2 separate regions of the Homo sapiens genome follow, and region 1 is linked to region 2. The links are chromatin contacts, found by Hi-C or POLR2A ChIA-PET in ENCODE. All regions are on one chromosome and are shown on one strand. The core of a region is the stretch at or near the end of the contact, and the rest is flanking DNA. Distances in the headings are between cores, read along the strand shown. Region 1 overlaps LINC01170 (long intergenic non-protein coding RNA 1170). Region 2 has its middle 380 kb from the start of LINC01170.

The links. Hi-C counts contacts between places; a loop is a spot of excess contacts on that map. ChIA-PET counts read pairs that join two places held with the same protein, here RNA polymerase II (POLR2A). Pooled maps may share reads with other maps.
Region 1: a pooled map shows a loop between it and region 2 (2.1-fold over the local background). The contact joins two enhancer-like sites. A Hi-C loop is called at or near these places in 1 of 168 maps with a recorded cell type or tissue (B cell), 1 of 37 single-sample maps with no recorded cell type and 3 of 50 pooled maps. POLR2A ChIA-PET finds 5 or more read pairs at or near these places in 4 of 52 experiments (CD4-positive, alpha-beta T cell, OCI-LY7, Panc1 and 1 more).

Annotation. Positions count from the first base shown.
Region 1 is chr5:124,159,839-124,164,460 of GRCh38, forward strand. All of the region lies in intron 4 of LINC01170 (long intergenic non-protein coding RNA 1170), which reads right to left. Among named protein-coding and RNA genes, the nearest start is that of LINC01170, 280 kb to the right of the region's middle. Within about 2 kb of position 3,098, at least 5 of the 41 ENCODE cell types and tissues checked have a DNase peak (open chromatin) inside an H3K27ac peak, as active enhancers do; they include B cell and OCI-LY7, where a contact is called at or near this core.
Region 2 is chr5:124,054,031-124,059,003 of GRCh38, forward strand. No RefSeq gene overlaps it. Among named protein-coding and RNA genes, the nearest start is that of LINC01170, 380 kb to the right of the region's middle. RefSeq lists an enhancer at 2,682-2,871. Within about 2 kb of position 3,366, at least 10 of the 41 ENCODE cell types and tissues checked have a DNase peak (open chromatin) inside an H3K27ac peak, as active enhancers do; they include B cell and OCI-LY7, where a contact is called at or near this core.

The DNA.
Region 1 (4,622 bases), core at 1,848-4,347, 110 kb after region 2:
AGACTTAGTTATATTCAGATGTATTTATACAAAGATAGTGCAGTGTGTTTTTATTCTATAGCAACCTATGTCTTAAATGTATACATAAGTTTATAAAGTATATCTACCTTGTATGTAATCTACCTCTAGGGAAGTCATATTTTTTTATTTTTCTCAAATGTAAAGATAAACGAGACAATTTAGAAGTCAGTAATGAGCAGTTAGTAATTTAGGAATGACTAACAGTATCTTCAGCTACAATTTTGGAATCTGAAAACTGCTAGGATCTAGGGAGCAATTTTATTGGCCATTAAAATGTTCTTAAGTTGTCCTATAAAAATATAAAGTTTCTACTGATAAGCAGAGCTATTAGTGGTCAGCTTAATTTTAAACAAATTTAAATATATTAATTTTCCTACTAAATATTTAATTATGTATGCTGATGACAGCAAAGTGATTCTACAGACTAGAATTATCTTGGGGTAATCAAAGCCTCAGGAAAATGAAGGAATTTTGATTGTGGCTGGCTCTTTTAACTCGGAGTAGCTATTTATTTTTTTACAACATAAAAAGCCTGTTTTCTTGCTAGCTGGGCCACATGGGAAATTCAACAGTTTCAGTTCCAGTCAAGAAATATGCATTAGGCACCTTCTACAAGAGAAGTCAGTATAGCACAATGGTTAACAATATGGCCTCAGGACCTAACTGCCTGCTCAGACCCTTGCTTCACCCACTTGGTACCTGGTTGATTGCCAAAGTTACTTAACAACTCTGTGCCTCAGTTTCCTTATCTGTAAAATAGGGATGCTGGTCGTTACAGTACCCATATCATCAGACAAAGTAAGTTTAAAAAAAAGTGCATGAGCTTCTTTAAAAAGTTTTGATGTAAGAGTGCTTGATAAATGTCAGCTGTTGTAATGTGAAAGGCACTGTGTTTGGTGCTAGGCTTACAGGATAAATACAACACAATCTCCTTCCATAAAACAAGGCAATTCTGCAAACCTCAGGCAAATGGCCATCAACTTGGTCTTCATAAAACCACCTGGGAGCACACTACAGGACCACTCTAAGAGGAAATGATGACTTTGTACTTCCAACTTATATACTTTCCTTATATCACAAGTTCCTAAAGAACTTAGTCTTGAGGAAAGAGCTAATTTGAATCTTAAGAAGAAATAACTTTCCTTCTGTTGGTGTTCAGCAGCACCCCAGAGAAAGACATTCCCCAGGAATTACTTTTCTGGTCTGTTACTGTTATAATTGGTTTCCAAGTGTTACCGATCCTTCTCACCAGAAAGTGGCTGGAAAACAATAATTCATTTCTAGTCCTTTCCCACTTGAGACAGAATTTGAGTTTATAAATTCAGCCTTAAAAGATCAATACACACTTCCAAGCCAGCATATCCTCTCATCTTAAAATGGGTTTGTTTTTTATGTATAAAAAGCCAGTGGCTTAACTGAGTAGACACTATCATTTTTACAGGGCTAATTGCATTTGGATAGGGCCCTGGGGGAGGGGAGTGGTGGGCTACGGTAGGCACAGGTAGATGGGGGACATCTGGCATTCTTTGGGAATTGTTGACATTTTGCTTTTTTCCTCTGTCACTCGATAACCCTTCTTCTAACAGTGGTAGACATTCCAAGGTAGCTGGCTTGAGCAAACAAAGAGAACTTACTGGCTCACATTACAAAAAAAAAAAAAAATTCTGGATAAACTGCATTCAGGAGCAGCTGGACCAGACAGAACTCAGTAAGTATCAAGGCTCCATCTCTGCACACGACGGGTATGATGTCCCCTAACAGCCCCAGAGTCCCATCCTGCTAGCTTTGTAACGCCTGCAGAAAGACAAAATGTGCAACTTCTACCCATACCATCTCCCTTCTCTTGGACCATGTGCCCAGCCTTGGACTAATCTTTGTTTCCAGGCAGGTAGGGTACAAGTAAGTCATCTGCCCACCCTTAGAGCAGCACTATTGTGAACTAGATAAGAACAGAAGTCTGGAGACACAATACCCAGGTTTGGATCTCACTTTCACCACTTAACTAGCTGCGTGACATTAGGCAAATCATTTAGCCAAACTGTGCCAAACGGATTAAACTGAGTTTATACATGTAAGGCATTAAGACTAGCACCTGACACCTAATAACCACCGTGCTGACAACTATGATGAAGAGCAGAATGATGGTAGTGGGGATAAGGAGGAAGAAGATGCAGAAAAGGAGAAATCAGGGACTGGTAGCCCCACCAGAAGTACATGGACTAAAGGAAGGACGATCTTGAAAGGAACTCGGGTTCATGGCAGAAAACAAGAACAATGAAAACTAGCAATAACTAGCAGATATTTGTTTGTAGCCCCTACACCAACCTGTTATGCCCTGCTTTGTTCCCTAATAGAAGTCCACGTAGTTTGGGTGCTAGAAATATAAAACCTGGAATGTGATAAGTAAATCTCTGTGGATATCCTTGGTGTTATAAATGTGCTGCTTCTCTGCTTTTAAAAATAAAGCATTTGGGCCAGGCATGGTGGCTCACACCTGTAATCCCAGCATTTTGGGAGGCCAAGGCGAGCGGATCACATGAGGCCAGGAAATGGAGACTAGCCTGGCCAACATGGTGAAATTTTGTAAAAATACAAAAATTAGCCACGAGTGGTGGCATGAGCCTGTAATCCCAGCTACTTGGGAGACTGAGCCAAGATCGCACCGCTGCACTCCAGCCTGGGTGACAGAGTGAGACTCTGTCTCTAAAAAATAAAATAAAATAAGTAAAATAAAATAAAGCAAAACAAAATAAAATAACATCTTGACCTAGTAAAGGCATTGTTTAGGACTTCTCCAAATAACTTCCCATTTGTAATGCTCATCAATTTGTACATGACTAAAGGAATGATACGCATGATTGTGTTGCAGGATGGAAAAAACCTACCTCAGACATATCTTTTTAAAAAAAATAATGTCAATCCCCCCAAACTTCTTTCCTACAGGAAATGAACTGCACGTCAGCTGTGCAGGCAGGGAGAAAGGAGGTGGAAGAGGCAAGGGAGCAAGAAAGGAAGGAGGGAAGCAAAATAAACCCACTCCTGTGTAGAGCGTTGGAAATGTGGCACTAACAAAGACTTCCTGTTCCACATAGAATCAGCGCTGGCAGAGGCGGCATGCAGGGCTGTGGGTGTACTCAGCTGTGCAGAGCTGATTATAGAAGATGAAAGGGCTTGGCAATTTATTTCATCTCACACTGAAGCACTGCTGACAACTGAAAGTGAGGACAGAAGGATTCATTTGTTCAACTTCTGTTTTAAAAAACAGACTTCAAATGATACCACAGAGAAAAAGGAGGAAACGCTGCAGTGTAATAAAATGTCTATTTTTAAAAAACACACTAGCTGCAGCATTTTTATTTCATAGGTGGGTTTGAAGGCAAAGGGGTTGGCTTTTTTGTGGTTGTTATCAATTCCAGGGAATGTGACATGCACGCAGGATCAATTACTAATCAAATAGACCACGTTCACCTAATCTGACCAAAGCTCTCGTGTACATTCATCCTTGAGTCCAAAGATGAGTCACAGTGAGGAAAACCTAACCCTGCAGTGTTTAAATACTTCCTATGCAGGATCTTTATACTAAAACTGAATAAATGTATGATATATGATGGAGAATCTATTTTAAATTTTATAATCCTGGTCATCTTAATTTTTAGTTCACAAATTCAGATTTTCTTCATTTATCTATATGATTGCGTTTGCTTGAATTTTTGGAAGAAAATGTTATATTTCCTTTTAAATAAAATGTGTTATGACTTCTCATCAGCATATTTAATGTTTGAGAATGAGGAATATTTTTCAGTTCAAAGACTCATATAAATTATTGTGAAATCTAATCTACCTAGCAAAGTGGTCTTATCCCAAAAGATTTATAGAGATGGGTAATATCCCATACTGGTAGCACATTAGTTATTTATGATTAATATACAAATACAAATGTTAATGAAAAAGATTTTTAAAAAATTCTTCCTATAATCATTAAAATTAAACTATCAGTAACATGAGCATATTAGCCTTAAGCAATTTCTTAAGCAATTCAGGTAAATGATTGATTCCTTTCTTTGTAATTTATATCAGAAATTTAGTCATATTTACTATTTTAAATATAGGTTTTCTTTGGAGGAACACACCAGAGCAATAGAAATGGAAAAGATTACAGCTAAAATACATTCTCTAGCTCCCCTAGGCCTCTAGAAACCATTAAATTTAAGAGTTCATTTTCTAGCAATATATTTGGAGCACCTGCTGTGTGTCAGGCACTGTTTTAGGTACTAGGAATAACAGCATTTACCAGGAGCTTCTGTTACCAAGCTCACTGTGTGAGGCTGGCAGGTTTACCCTGTCTCACTCCAGGAACAACATCCACATAGACAACAATGTGAGGGGTCTGCCTGGAGTTGGGCAATGCACAGCCCTGCTTATGGTCTAACAGAAAATGTAGAAGTAAACTAACAGGAAATCAGATAAGAGTAAGAATTCAATGTAGAAAATAAAAACCCACAGGTAGCACCATAAAGGATAAGAAGAGGGGCCACATCATAAGAGATTTTAAGAACGGTCTTGCTAAGTAGTAGTATTTAAGCTGAGATTGGAATGATAAG
Region 2 (4,973 bases), core at 2,116-4,615:
AAAGAGTAACTGAAAGTCACCCAAGAGAATGTGGAAAAGAGTCAAAGGAAATGTATTTCTCCCTCAATAGGTCATTTCCTAGACAACTTTCCAGAATACGACAAGAAGCACATAACTTCATGATCAAGGTCAGAAAGATGCTTTTTCTGTAAAGTGCCTCATGAGAAATTTTGTATGCTTTATTTTTTTCAAGGTGAAAAAAAGTTTGTGAATGTTTAAAAATAATTCTTTTCAAATTGTCCCAGTGCAGTAATTTTTAGAATGCAAACTCACTCTGAAAAAAAAAAAAGAAACTAAGAAGTGTTCATTTGGATAAGCATGAGAGGATTTTCTTATTCTTACAAAGAATGTAATTGTAGTTAATTAAGTGCAGGAGTAGAGTCTAGAAGGAGAACTGATGGATTCTACTTTGATGCACGCTCCATTTCTCATATCATTCTTTCCTGTATACATAGCATCTAGCCAAAGGATGTAGCATTGTTCAATATAATGTGGAGGGTAACTGAACGATCAGCTTGGCTTCACACTGCAACAGTGCTGATGTTTGCTAAAATGCCCAAACCCAGTGGGATAAATAATTCACAGTTTCCCTGAAAGATATGAGGGAAGGGGTTTGACAGGATGATAAAAGAAGAATGCTGCTCTACTCATCTTCTTTCAAAGGATGGAAAGACTTGTCAACTCTATCCTAGTTCTCAAATAAAGCATGAAATTTACAACCCCAAATTGAGATTCTCATTTTCAGCCACAGCTATTCTTAATTTCTGTTCTACTGATACTATAGGCATAGAGAGATAAGTCAGATGATTTGCAGCTCAAACTATAAAAGAAGTTTTGGAAAGACAATAGAAAAGAAGAAGGTTTGGTAGGTTTGGAAAATTCTTTTTCTTCTAATGCACTATAAAATGTGAAGCAGAAACACAATAGCTTAATGAGTTTCCATCTCTGTACTGTGACAAATCTACAATTTGGCCATTGTAAAAGTAATGATGTGTTTCATTAATTTCATACGTTCTTTTAATAGAGTATTTGGAGGAAAGACATTTTTGCTTTAGAAATTAGAGCAAAGAAAAGCGGATAAAAGCTTCAAGTTGGTGTTCAGTACTTCCTGGAATACATTAATAACATTCATCCGCCTTTTCAAACACACAGACAAATCTCAAAGTGATGCTTTGTCTTCTCAGTCATAATTCTAATAATAATGGAAGATGAGACATCCTTACCTCCTAGTCTCTCCCCACAATCCCCACTCCCTGGCTTGCACATGCACACAAATAATGCACTTTTTACTAGTACATTTGCATCTGGAAGTTCACATTCTATAACCTCCATCAATACATGTGGATACTCCAGGGCACATCCTCTGTGCCATTTCCAAATGCCCTATGGGGCTCACTCTTCAGACACAAGTCACATAATCTATGTAGTTCCACCTGCCTTTTCACAGATATCCTCATAGTGTGCTTTCTTAGGCTGGGATCCCCCAGGATCTGACTCCAGATAAGGATTTTAATACAAGTGCTTTATTTGTGAGGGGATCCAAGTAGCACCAGTAGTGGGATGAGGAAATGAGAGAGGGAAGGTAAAGAAGCCGCTAAACGGTGCCCTACTGAGCCAGTTATCATGGTGGGCAATGGGGGCATAACCCCACTGGGGACTGTTGAGAGCCAGTGTAAAACATATCTCAGAGTTCTCACCACTGGGGTATATATCCACCAACTCCCATGTGCCATTGGCTGCTCTCTGGGGGAATGAAATCCCAGTGCTTCCAGCCTGCACTCTTTGTAAGTCAATGGAAGCTGTTAGGAGGAAAGCCAAAAAGTCTTGCAGTAGGGCCCCATCTGTACGTGTGGGACAAGTGAGAGCTGAGAGGGTGAGAGTGAGCAAATGTGGCTGCTGATGGTGCCATAAGACTCCTTTATACCTCAGTTGTCCAAATGCTACTGTCCACAAACCATATGGCAGGTTTTCAAACCAGTCACAGAAACACATTCATCTGCCACACTTCTTCCTTGCATTCAGAAGCTTGACAGTGATGAGTTTTACTTGACTATGTCTTTAGAAACAACTCTGGGCTTGTTCTGTAACCCTAACAGAGGCAGCTGGAATTTACAAACCCACTGTGAAATGTGATGGGCTCAGTGTGTTTCTTCTCCAGCAGTGTCTTACTTCTCTTAGTGAAATTTCTGTCCCAATCTTGTGAATAGAAAAGCGAGGCTGGGGGTTTGGGGATGGAGTGGGAGGAAGGAAAATCTACATCATAGAGAAGGTTTACATATAGAAAAACACAGCATAGTGGGGTAGATCTCAAAGTCTATTGCAGTTTTCTGAAGGGCAGAAGGTGGGTTTTTTGTTGTTGTCTATCATTTTCCTTAGAATTACCAAGGGTAAATTAAGTGCTGCTCTAGAAGCCCTGTCATGGCCAACAACTCGGCAATGGACTGTTGAGGTCTTGAGGTTTCTGCAGAGGTATTTTCAGTTGGTGGGGCTCCAGCACTTTCTTGTTCCGCAGTTCTAAGCCTATTTGCATGAAGCATTCTTCAGGTTAACTGCTCAACTCTCACCTTCATGAATCTGGCATATGAGCAATTATCTCTCTCCAAGGACCGGCATTTGTTGGTCTGATTTTCTCGTTCATAGAGTGATGAGATTTCTGCTTGACGTCCTAGTGCCCCTGAGCCTGGCAGGACATGAGTGGTACTCCTGGGCAACCACAGCACTGTTCCAGATAAGAGCAGTTCTCACTCTGAGGACCCTCAAGTCTTCCATGAACTCAGGTCCTTAAAGACACAAGAACAAATACCTAAACGGGAACTGCGCCGAGACGTGTGTATGTGTGTACATGTGGGTACCTTATGTGGAAGCACACACATGTACATGTGCGCAGGAGCTGAAGGGAGCATGATAATTCCCTACGATGCCATGAATAAGAGAACAGCTGTTTATCTCAGATATTAAAAGAATGTCAATTGGGTTGAGTTTTCTTTTGGCACAAGAATAAGGAATGCTTAAGTTTCCCACTTGCATTTAATTTATTTTTAGGTTTATTCACCACCATTTGTCAGGTTTCTTGAGCGTGACCTGAAACTGACCTTTAGATAAACGTGAAGGCAAACAGAGCCCTGAAACTCTATCTGTATGTTCTTTTGTCTTGGGAACTGTAAATCGGGGCATTAGGTGAATAACACAGCTTGGCTTTGTGTCATGAAAAGTAATTCGGGCTGTGGTAAGGGCAGGATTTATGAAGCTGTCTGGCTAGACTTGGGCAAAATGCCAGCTTACACCTGCCTTGCAGATATGGATGTGTGCAGTTGTCACCTTGCTGAAGCAGCCAAATTCCTTTCACTGGATAGAGGCATTGCTCTGCCACCAAAGCTGGGAGCGGGTAGGGAGGCACTGGTGGGGGCACCTGCTGTGGAGGAGCGAAACAGTCTTTAGGAAACAGACAGCATAGACTTCCCTTTTTGAACTTCCCTTTTCTAACTCCCAGGCAAAACTCTCTTTAAAAAAAAATGTAATTACTATTTCCAAAACATTGTAAGTAATCTTGTGGGGTTGGCAAGAAAATGAAAGTAAATCAATTTGCAAAGCTTTACAGCTTTTTTTTTTTTTTTTTAATGAGAGATTGTGTCATAGCTAAGGTGGCTATATAATTTATCATCCAAACAGGGACACTTTTCAAAGTGAAAAAGGGAGGGCTGTAATTAATTCAGCCAGGACAACAGGCATAAATTGGGGCTGTCTGAGGCAAACCAGGATGGACGAGGACCCTAGTCATGAAAATTTACACTGCCACACAATGAACCCACCAAAGGACTGTTGTGTTACAAGGATGCTTCTCTAAGAAGTGACAGAAATTACACTGTCTCGTTGATGGTGCTGGACTCCCTCCACAAAGCAGATGGCCAAATTGTCATGATGCCAAATCACACTGCAGAATTTCTGTAGTAAAATCGTCATGCGCCCTTTTTCTCAGTGCCTTCCCCATCTCAGAAAAGTGCAAAAGCTCAGCAAATCCTTGCTTTTCCTGAGAATGGCCATCAGATAATATACAAAGCCTGGTCAGCATCTGATTAATTAGGATAAAGGCACAAGGGAGAATGTACAGTGTATGGGGAATAGCACTGATCTTTTTTATCTCAATGCTAATGAACTTTGACATGAACTTCCCCTTCTCCAGCAAAGTCATTTCTTAGAGTTTTCAGCTTTCTCCCCACTTTCTCATACTTTATAGCTTCACTGGTGTATTCATTTCATATGGATGCCATAACAAATAATAAAAAAATTTGGTGTCTAAAAACGAGAAATTATTTTCTCATAACACTGGGAGCCAGAAGTCTGAAATCAAGACGTCAGCAGGACTATGCTCCCTCCAAAGACTTTAGGGGAGAATTCTTCCTTACCTCTCCCAATTTGTGGTGGCTCCTGGTGTTCTTTGGCTTGTGGCAACATAACTGCAAACTCTGCCCCTCTTTCCACATGGCCTTCTTCTTGGGTCTCTGTGTCCTTTCCTCTTTTATAAGGATACCTGTCATTGAACTTTGTGCCCACCTTATATCTGGGATAATTTCGTCTTGAGATTTTTAAATAACTACATCTGCAAAGATCTTATTTCCAAATAACATTCTGAGATTCTGGTTTGACACAGATTTGGGGGGGAACATTGTTCAACTCACTACAATTAGTAAATGACAAACAAATAAATTTCTAAAAAGTAGTCCTTAAACTCCTGGCGACCCCTAGCCCCCATCCAGGTAATTGACTGCATGTGTTGTGAAACCCAGTGCCTCTACATTGCTTCTCTTGCTGTGCGGTTCACATGACAGTCCAGAGGAGGAGGCTACCCACAGAGAATGTATAACTTGAACTCAGCCTTAATAGAAGCTTAATAGAAGTTTGGATAAATTGTGAGAAGGGAGAGGGCATTTGAGTTGAAATTTTAAATCTCTCTTTTAAGCGTCAGCCATAGTGAT